Linked DNA regions of Mus musculus: region 1 is linked to region 2. A link is a loop called in an ENCODE intact Hi-C map of the cell type or tissue named here. Cell type or tissue: heart. All regions are shown on one strand. Region 1 overlaps BC051019 (cDNA sequence BC051019). Region 2 has its middle 12 kb from the start of Denn2b.

Region 1 (5,000 bases), 90 kb after region 2:
AGTTACAGAAGGATGTGAGCTTCCATGTGGGTGCTAGGAACTGAATATGGGTCCTGTGCAAAGATAGCAAGTGTTGTTAACTACTGAACCATCTCTGTAGCCCCCACTTTGTGTGTGTGTGTGTGTGTGTGTGTGTGTGTGTGTTTTGGTTGGGGGGGTGGGTGTTTGGTTGGTTTGGTTTTTTGGGTTTTGTTTTGTTATGTTTTGTTTTGTTGAGAAACTCTTTTTTTTTTTTTTTTTTTTGTGGTAGTGGTAGGGTTGAGATAGGATTTCTCTGTGTAGCCCTGGCTGTCCTGGAACTCACTTTGTAGACCAGGCTGGGCTCAAACTCAGAAATCCTCCTGCCTCTGCCTCCCAAGTGCTGGGATTAAAGGCGTGCGCCACCACTGTTGAGAAACTCTTACTCTATAGCCTAGTCTGCCTTCAAATTTGCAGCAATCCTCCTGGCTCAGCTTCTAAGTGCTAGGCTAGCATTACGGCATAAGCCACCAGTGTCTGTCCTCCCTGATACTAAGCATATCATAGAGCCTGGAAGATAGGACTGGCTCAGCCACCACTGCAGGAGAAGTTTTTTTCTTTTTGCTGTGGTTCTAAGACCCCTGAGCTCTGACCACCAACAATGCTCCTTCCCCCTACCCCCTCATGTGTGCCTCATGACACACCTCCCCCAGGGCCATGGCAGCTTCCTTACCTCTTTGTCCTTTTTGCTTCTTCAAGCCCACTAGAACAGTGCCGGGGCCATACCGCTGCTGCCCCGGTTCCCAGGGTGCCAACACCTTGTCACCCAGCTGCAGTGAGTGTGGCACAGATGGTGAAAACTGAATAACATCCTCTGGAAATACCACCCTCTGCTGCTGGGCTGGCAGCTCTAGGCCTGTGACAAGGGGAGCCTCAAATTCCACAACCAGGGCCCCCCGCTTCTCCAGCTATGGGAAAGACAACAGAATGGGATTTAACATTAGGGGCTAGAGAGATGATTCATAAACAAAGCCCCAGCTGTCCATGAAGAAGACTAGAGTTTGGTTCCCAGCACCCACATGGAGGCTCACAACTAACTATAATTCCAGTCCCAGGGTCCCTGACACCCTCTTCTGGCCTCTGTAGCCACAAGACACATACATGCTGCACATACATACATGTAGTCTTAGTTAAGTCATGCATGTCTTAGTTACTTTTATAATGCTTTGATAAAATACCATGACCAAGGCAAATTAGAAAGGATTTATTTCGGACTTAGTTTCAGAGGGTTAGAGCCCATGGCCATCACTGTGGGGAGCATGGCAGCAGGCAGGCAAGCAGACATGGTACACAGGTAAAGTCGGAAAATGCTGAGTTTGAGAGTGCATTGCCTTTTGAAACCTCTATCCCAACCCCACCAACATCCCCACCTCCACCATGAGACACCTCCAACAAGGCCACACCTTCTAATCTTTCCCAAACCATTCCGCTGACTAAGGACCAAGCATTCAAATATGCGAGCCTAGAGGGGCCATTCTCACTCAAACCATTACACAAAGCGCTCATACACAGAAAATCTTAAGGAAAAAGAGGGAACTGAAATACAACAGAGGAATTGAGTATGGTGACACATACTTTTAATCTCAGCACAAGGGAGGTTTAGGCAGGAGAATTGCTTTTGAGTTTGGGGACAGCTTGGGGTTTGTACTAGGCTCCAGGCCATTCTGAGCTACCTATCAAGTGTCAGGGCAGTTGAGACTACAGACTGAGGCCCTGTTTTGTTTTGTTTTGTTTTGTTTTGTTTTGTTTTGTTTTGTTTTTTAAAAAAGATAGGCAAGCAAGATGACTCTGTAGGGAAAGGTGCTTGCAGGCAAACCTGACTACCTGAGTTTGATTCCCGGGACCCACAACTAGGAAAACTGACTCCCCCAGTTGTCCCACCCATATGTCATGACACATATATATACACACGAGCACACACACACATTCACAAAGTCCAGCTCTTGAAAAAAAAAAAAAGTACCGGAGCTAGGAACTTAGCAGAGAGCATACCTAGTATGTGCAAGACCCCAGGTTCCATCCCCAGCAGTACATAAACCAAGCATGGTGGAAACAAGAGGATCAGAGGTGCCAAGGTCAGGGCATCCTGGGGTACATGAGGTCCCATGACAAAAATTTAGAACGTGGGATCCGAGAGATGGCTCGGTGGTTCTAAGAACACTTGCTACTCTTGCAGAGATCCCAGGTTTGGGTTCCAGCTCTCACTCCAGTTAAGGAGTGATTTGATGACCTCTTCTGGCCTCCATTGGCATTACATGCACATAATACTTAAATTCGCGCAGAAAAAACACTCACATAAAATTAAAATAAAACTGATTTTAGAAAGAGAAGTCCAAAAGAAGTAAGTTGCCACTGAAGTAGCGCCTAGGCCTGGCGACTGGCATTTTCGGGAACAAGATGCTGTGTATGAGAGCCAACGTGCTCACATATGGGAAATGCATTCTCACTCTTCTTTCTCTGAGGCTCAGGCCCGTAATTCAACCCACCAGATCTTCCTGAACAACAAATGTATATTTTTCTTGCTGTTAGGAGATGAATTGTGTTTCTCCTTCTGTAAGTTAATGTATCCAATCTTGGTTCCAATACCCCAGCCTGTGATCTCTTTTTAGGAATCAGGCCATTACAGGTATAATTAGTTAAGATGAGGTCACAGTGAGCATAGCAGGCCCTTGATCTGACTGATGTCTTTATACCCAGAGGAAATTTGAGGAGCTGGAGGGGTGGTTCAGTGGTTAAGCACACTTGTTGTTCTTGTAGAGCGCCTGGGTTCAGATCCCAGCACCCACTTCAGGGTGCTCACAACCACCTGTAGGTCCAGCTTCAGGAGAGCCAGTACCTCCTTCTGGCCTCTGCACATACAAGTACACACAGACACATAAATAAAAATACTTGGGAAAAAGAGGAAATCTGAATGAATACTATTCAGAGGGAAAGAAGCCGTGTTAGGTGGAGGCAGAGTCAGGGTGACTCTTCTGAAAGCTAAGGGAACCCCAAGATTCTGAGCAAATACTGGAAATTATAGGACTGGCAGGAAACAGACTCTTCCTTGTATGTAGTCTTTAGAAACAACCCACCTTGAAACACCTGATTTTCAGCCTCAAGAAATGGGAGAGAACAGGTTTCTGTCATTCAAGCTGCTCATTTTGTGTGGCACTTCGCCACATAGCTGTAGTAACTTAGCCAAAAAACTAAACTTGCAAACGTACACAGCCAAGACACGCCAGGTGCGAGAAGGCCACCAGGGGAGTGAGGAGTGAGCTGATGGGGAGAGGTACTTGCCTCTGGAGCAGCCTTTATCTGAGCCAGATAATAAAAGCCATCCGGTTCCTTTCTGGCCAGGACCCAGGAGCCGCCCGCAGCTCCGACTCTTCCCAGCCAGCGGAGCCCCGGCCATGGCCGATCAACAGTGTGAAGACATGGGCAACAGGCAGTGCACCTGGGAAAGGCAAGTGAGATCAGGGGCGAGCACAAAACCTAAAGACATCAAGAGGACCGCAGAGATGGCTCAGCGTAAATGCGCCTGCCGCCAAGCCTGACCATCTGAGTTCAATCCCCAGATTCTACATGATGGAAGGAGAGCACTGACCCACATGTGAGCTATCATGGGTGTCCTCACCTGGACAAATACATGAATGTAAAAGAAGGTAAAGACAGTAAGAAACGCGCCTCTGGAGCAGATCGGAGGATCTTGTGCTTGCCCGACTCACCAGCAAGAACGATGCTGCAACAGGATCCTTCTGCACACGTTTATTGGGAAAGCTTGATTGCAGAGGCGAAGAGACCCTAAGCCCAGAACTGGTGCTGCTTATATAGGCCTAGGAGAGGCGTGTCTCACACCCGGATTGGTTATGCATGGGTTATGCTTACTACCTCATTTGCATGCCTTCATCTGATTGGTTAACTTGTCTCTCATCTGATTGGTTAGCTTGTCTCTCATCTGATTGGTAAATTCTCAAAACCTCATCTTGGCAAAAAAAAAAAAAAAAAAAAAAAAAAACTTTACTGCCTATGTATGCGTGGTGGCCAGCGGTAGCCAGCGCCACCCTGCAACGGCACATGTGGCTTCCCACAGGAGGAGACTTACCGCATGAGGATGGTAATGGTGTGCGCAACAGAAACACAGGGAGAATGTAGCCATCTTTGGCTTCCTGTAAAAATCAGCTAAGCTTCTGCTAGCAGAAACTGAAGGCCATAGAAAGCAGTTTTTGGACTGGACATTGTTTCATGTGGCCCAAAATGAAATCAGCTTGTATACTTGTGTTAACGCTTGAAAGGGGAGCTGCGAGATGAGTCCCAAGACATTATGGGATACCAGGATGAGGTTAACAGTGTGACCAGGGAGCCAAACTGTAAGGAAATTGGCTTGAGGCATGTCATGGTTTGAATGTGCTTGGCCCAGGGAGTGGCACTATTTGGAGGTGTGGCCTTGTTGGAGTAAGTGTGTCACTGTGGGTGTGGGTTTTGAGACCCTCCATCCTAGCTGCCTGAAAGTCAGTATTCTGCTAGCAGCCTTCAGTTGAAGATGTAGAACTCTCAGCTCCTCCTGTACCATGACTGCCTGGATGCTGCCATGCTCTCACCTCGATGATAATGGACTGAACCTCTGAACCTGTAAGCCAGCCCCAATTAAATGTCCTTATAAGCGTTGCCTTGGCTATGGTGTCTGTTCGCATCAGTAAAACGATAACTAAGGCAAGGGGTCAGAGGGATATGGAAGCGCAGAGGAGCTCATGAAGGGGCTGCAGAGTGGTGGAAGGTGAAACCAGTTCTGGGGACTCCAGCGGCAGGGCTCTCTGGCCTAGGGCAGTACAGAATGAGAGATCCGACCTTTGTGGTTTGGTTTGGTTTGGTTTGGCCTTTCAAGACAGGGTTTTTCTGTATAGCCCTGGCTAACCTGGGACTCGCTGTGTAGACAAGGCTGGCCACAAACTCAAAGAGGTGCACGAATTCTGCCAGAATTGAAGTGCTAGGACTAAAGGTGT
Region 2 (5,000 bases):
AAGAAGAAGACTGCACTCCTAAAGGACTGAATACCTGAAACAGCTTTATCGTATGTATTTGTCTGCATACACTAAAACACTCTTGAATAACCCCAGGGATAGCCCCACTTAATGACTGTGTATGGTCCTCTCCACATGCTATTACATTCAGTTCACTAGTATTTTAACTGAGGACTTCAGCTTCTCTGTTCATCTGGAATTTGGCCTGTAATACTCTTTTCTTGTTCTAGATCGCATGGCACTCATCATTTTTAATGAATTATTTAGACAAGACACAGTATATGTCAAAGTACATAGGATAAAATACTTAAGATAGTTTTTTTTAAATCCTTTATAAACTAACTACATATTATATATAACAGGAAGAAATACATAATGTATAGTTTTATGCTTATACTTTCTAAAACTTGCAGCTGAGCATGATGGTGCACACCTATAACCCAAGCACTCCGGGTGGGCACAGGCAGAAAGATAAGAAACTCAGTAACCCTCATACACAGAGTTTGAGGCCAGCTGTGTTATATGAACCTCTGACTAAAAAAAAAAAGAGAGAGAAAAACTTTTTAACTCACCTGACAGTAAGATGAAGACGGTACAAATAAAAAGATGAGAAAAGGTTTAACAGAAGTCAGCTGATGCGCTGGAGTTTAAAAGGCTAAATACAGAGATTAAATGCAATCTAGGACAGACAACATGAAAGTTTCCTGGGGCGGAGGAGTAAGTGCTTGGCTAGCAAGCCCAAGGCCTTAGGTCTCATCACCACACAAAAACAAGCAAATAAATAAACACAAGTGTTTCATGAGCTAGGCCCAAGCCTAGCAGTGTACATGTACAATCCAGCACTTGGGAGGCTGAGGCCAGGTCTCAAGGTCTAGACTGGCCTAGACTACATTTATAAGCCTTTCGCCAAAAAAAAAAAAAAAAAAAAAAAAAAAAAAAAAGTGTTTCTATGCTGCCAAGAGAACTCTGAGAACTCTGAGTGAGTAACATGGAACCCACAGTACAAGAAAAACACTGACTCACACAAATTATTCTCTGACCTCTACAGACAGGCAGTCGCACAACATGCACACACACATGCATGCATATACATACACACATTTATCTTTTTTTTTTATGTGTAAGAGTGTTTTGCCCACATGTATATCTGCAAACACATGCATGTCTGATGCCTTTAGAAGCCAGAATTGGGTGTTGGATTCCTTGGGACTGTTTGTTATTACAGAAGATGTGGGATGCCATGTAAATCGAACCTGGGTCCTCTAAAACAAAACAAAACAAAACAAAACAAAACAAAAACAAACAGCCTTTTAACTGTTATGCCATCACTCCAGCCCTCAGTAAATGTAATTCTTAAAAAGTGTTTCTAGGGCTGGAGAGATGGCTCAGTGGTTAAGAGCACTAACTGCTCTTCCAGAGGTCCTGAGTTCAATTCCCAGCAACCACATGGTGGCTCACAACCATCTGCAATGGGGTATAGTTTTATGCTTATCCTTTATGCCCTCTTTTGGTGTGTCTGAAGAGAGCAATGGTGTACTTATATACATAAAGTAAATAAATAAATAAATCTTTCTTGTTATTTTTGTTTTGTTTTTCAAGACAGGGTTTCTCTGTAGCTCTGACTATCCTGGAACTCACTCTGTAGACCAGGCTGGCTTCAAACTCAGAAATCCGCCTGCCTCTGCCTCCCGAGTGCTGGGATTACAGGCGTGCACCACCACTGCCCGGCAATAAATCATTTTTTAAAAGAGACACCATGGATTAAATTCCAGAGATAACTGGAATTTTGAGCAACCTAGATGCAAGTATATAACAAAAGAGGAACCCCTCAGACTGAGAGATACGATGATGACATGTCTGGCCTGAGAGTTTTGTAGGTCCTGAAAAGCACGAAGGCAGAGAACCACTTCCGTCCCTGAGCAGCTGTTTTAGGAGAAACTCAAGGCCTGGTGAGATAAAGACCTCTTCCGGAAAGCAGGGACAGCTGAGCCCTGCTGCTGGGTCAACTGTCCATTCTGCTACGCCTGTGCCTCCCAACTGGGGCTCTGACCTCCCAGCGTTATCAAGGGCATTGGGCTGTTCAAGAATCTAAACAATTCATGCCAGTCTTTTCAAACCATGGTTCAGCATGGTCTGAAGCACACAGTGGTATTTGTATCTGTCAGAGTGACTCCTTAGGGGTCTCTAACCTTCTATACTAAGCTGCCATCTGATCGCTGTCTGTGAGGAGGATGGGGTTTGAATGTGCTGTCTGAAATGTTCCGAGGCAGGAATGCAGAGCTGCAGCCTCTTTGAGCATTGTTTGGATATGTACAAACAAACTTATCTCCCAGAGGCAAAGTTCACACGCTTGTAAAGACTCAGGAAGACAGAGGAGCAAAGGGACCTCAAAGGCCAGTTCTTATCCTGGGAAGATGGAAGGCAGGCCTGGAATGTAGATACATGTTGTTCTAATTAAATGTCACTGTCCTATAGAAAAAGATAATACACTTTATTTTGGCTTTTGTTATTTTTGATTTGAGACAGGGGCTCATTGTGTAGCCCAGGTTGACCTGGAACTAACTCTCTATGTAGACAAAGCTGGCCTTGAACTCACAGAGATTCACCTGCTTTGTTTGTGTGCTAGGACTTACCCAGCTCCAAAGATGGAATTTTTAAAGTCATTCTTCTCCTCGCCTCAAAGTTAGAAACTAGAAGTCTCTCAGCAAAACATTAGCTCTTATCATTGTAGATACTGGATTTATTCTATTTTTATTTACATGTATGTATCTGTATCTGTAGTGTGACTGTGTAAGTATGTATGTTGGTGTCTGCTGAGATCACAAGTGTCTTATCCTCTTGAGCTGCAATTACAGGCTACCTGACATTGGTTCTGGGAAGTAAACTGTTTCTCTGGAAGAGCGGCAAGCATTCTTAACCACTGAGTCATCTCTCTAGCTCCACACAGCCTACTTTTGAACACAGCACAGAACTGGTTTGGCTTTGCATAAAAGATGCCTGTAAATATGTCTGCTCACTCAGAGTTCAACACAGAGGTACCTATGCAACAGAAGAGAAAAGGGAGACTCCCCAGGATGCCAGGAGAGGAATTTTGGTGAGAAGATGAGTGAAGAAGGGATGGGTGTGGAGACAGAGAGACAAGGAGAAACCAGACCATGATTCTGAAGGACAAAAACAGGTGGGAACTTGTTCGACTGTCAGAATGGCTAATCTGGGGGAATTCCTAGGTTTTACTCCTAAAGGGGTGAAAGAACGTCTGTGAGTACCACTTAGCCTAACCGAAAGTTAAGAAAGGATTCAGGAAGCTTTTATTCCCCCAGTGTCTGGGTTTTTCTTTCTTTGGGGACACAGCTGCTATACCTAGCCCAGCAGACGCCACACCAGACTTCCCTGTCCCAAGCCATGTCACTTCATAGCATACACATGAGACACTGGCTTACTTCAAACATCACCAGACAAGGAAGTCAACCACTTCAGTCCTAAAGGTGATGAAAGACTATAGCACGCCATCAGCCATGCACAGTACATGTCATCTGAGGAAAAGGCCACAGGGGCTGAGGAAGAAAGTGTTCTCATGAAAATCCAGCAAGGTTCAAGTGAGGCTTTCTTTACTCTGTGCACACCTAAGAATGACCAGATGACCACGGATTTAATTAAATTACATTCCCTCCCATAATCTAGGCTTCTCCAAACATATCCAGGAGAAGCAAATCCTGCAGCAATTTGAGGATCAGAGACCCAGAAATAACTGAAAGACTGGAAGAGGCAAGGATGGAAATTTGCCGTGGGGAATCTGGAGGACTGAAGAGGTTTCAGGATTTTGTTATTGTTTTAATAAATGGGACTACCTGTTCCAATTTATCCAAGAAAGTCTTGTGATGGTTCTGCTACAGTTGACTTCACCTGCTATCTGAAGGACAGAAGAGATAAGATATACCTTCCAGATAAGACCCATCCACAAACCTAACTTCTTTCCTATACTACCTATATACCCCACCCCCATAACTTAAACCTTTAGGACACAAGACTAGGAAAAGAAATTCGAAGACAGAGATGGACCACAGCAATACAGAGGAGATAAAGAGGAAAAATAAAGTAACATGATACAGAACTTAGGACAGTAACCAAGGGTAAGGTCATTCTGACTAAACTCTGTGGAGTCAGCCTCTTTGAGAAACTTTAGGAACTGGGTCAGAAACTGAAAGCAAATGACTGACCAGATGAACTGAGAGCCTAGACAGAGCATACAGAACCTCTCTTCAGTCTGGCGACTTTAACCTCTCTCTTACAAGAACCTGGCCATACAGCTGTCTCCACGGAGCTCCAGCAGCGTGACTCAGTAACCATGGTTGTGCATTAGACATGCAGGAGCCAGGACCCCACGCTCCCAAAGCAGAAAAGATTCCCTAGACTGCAGGATAACATAGCACTTCTCTGGTCTGTCTTCAGGGGCTACAATGCAGTGGTGTCTATGGGGAAACTAAGGGTCAGGACACAGACCACGATAGCTTTATGAAAAGGCATATTCCTCAAAAGTGCTTTCAAGATGACCTTCAATTCTGTTTTCCATTCTCCAACGGTGCTGGCTAACATCACCAAGCCAGTTATCACATCAAAGCACACAAACAAAGCACTATTCCAAAGGTGCTTTGCTATGGTCAGGTTCTATGGCCAGCACAAGTGCGAGTGGGGGTTTCTCCAACAAAGGAGGTTATCTCAACAAGACAGACAGGCATAGAGGAGTAAGGAAGATGGGAAATGAGGCGTACAGGTATACCTTACAGAGAGAGGAAGAAGCTTCCTAGGTGCTGTTCATCATTTGGCCAAAGCCTACCAAGGCAGAGTAGTGCCCTCAAGAGTCAGGTTTTATGGACACAAGCAGGAAATTACATGGAGTCAAATAACCCTTGTAATTCCTTTAAAAAAGAGACTATCCACAGTCTCTTAAGAGATATTCAATTGAATATTATTCATATATATAATCTCTGTGCACTTAAGAC

The links. A loop is a pair of places that touch in the nucleus more often than their neighbours do. Peaks named below come from ENCODE experiments on the same cell type or tissue, not always from the same donor. Only the 100,000 strongest peaks of a DNase experiment are listed, where the experiment ranks them.
Region 1: a loop joins it to region 2, with 2.0 times the contacts of the local background. A loop is called at or near these places in 1 of 42 quality-filtered maps.

What each region holds. Positions count from the first base shown.
Region 1 is chr7:109,717,234-109,722,233 of GRCm38, forward strand. BC051019 (cDNA sequence BC051019) reads right to left here. Exons shown (of 6, transcript NM_001040700.2): 3 at 3,298-3,454; 4 at 692-926. Gm51493 (a long non-coding RNA gene) reads left to right here. Exons shown (of 3, transcript XR_003946860.1): 3 at 3,358-3,792. Among named protein-coding and RNA genes, the nearest start is that of Gm51493, 3.5 kb to the left of the region's middle. In heart, a CTCF peak has its summit at 2,273 (motif pointing left); no DNase peak of the experiment used is centred here.
Region 2 is chr7:109,627,117-109,632,116 of GRCm38, forward strand. It overlaps a transcript of Denn2b not described here. Among named protein-coding and RNA genes, the nearest start is that of Denn2b, 12 kb to the left of the region's middle. In heart, no CTCF peak of the experiment used is centred here; a DNase peak (open chromatin) is centred at 1,985; H3K4me3 peaks cover 591 bases; H3K27ac peaks cover 2,535 bases.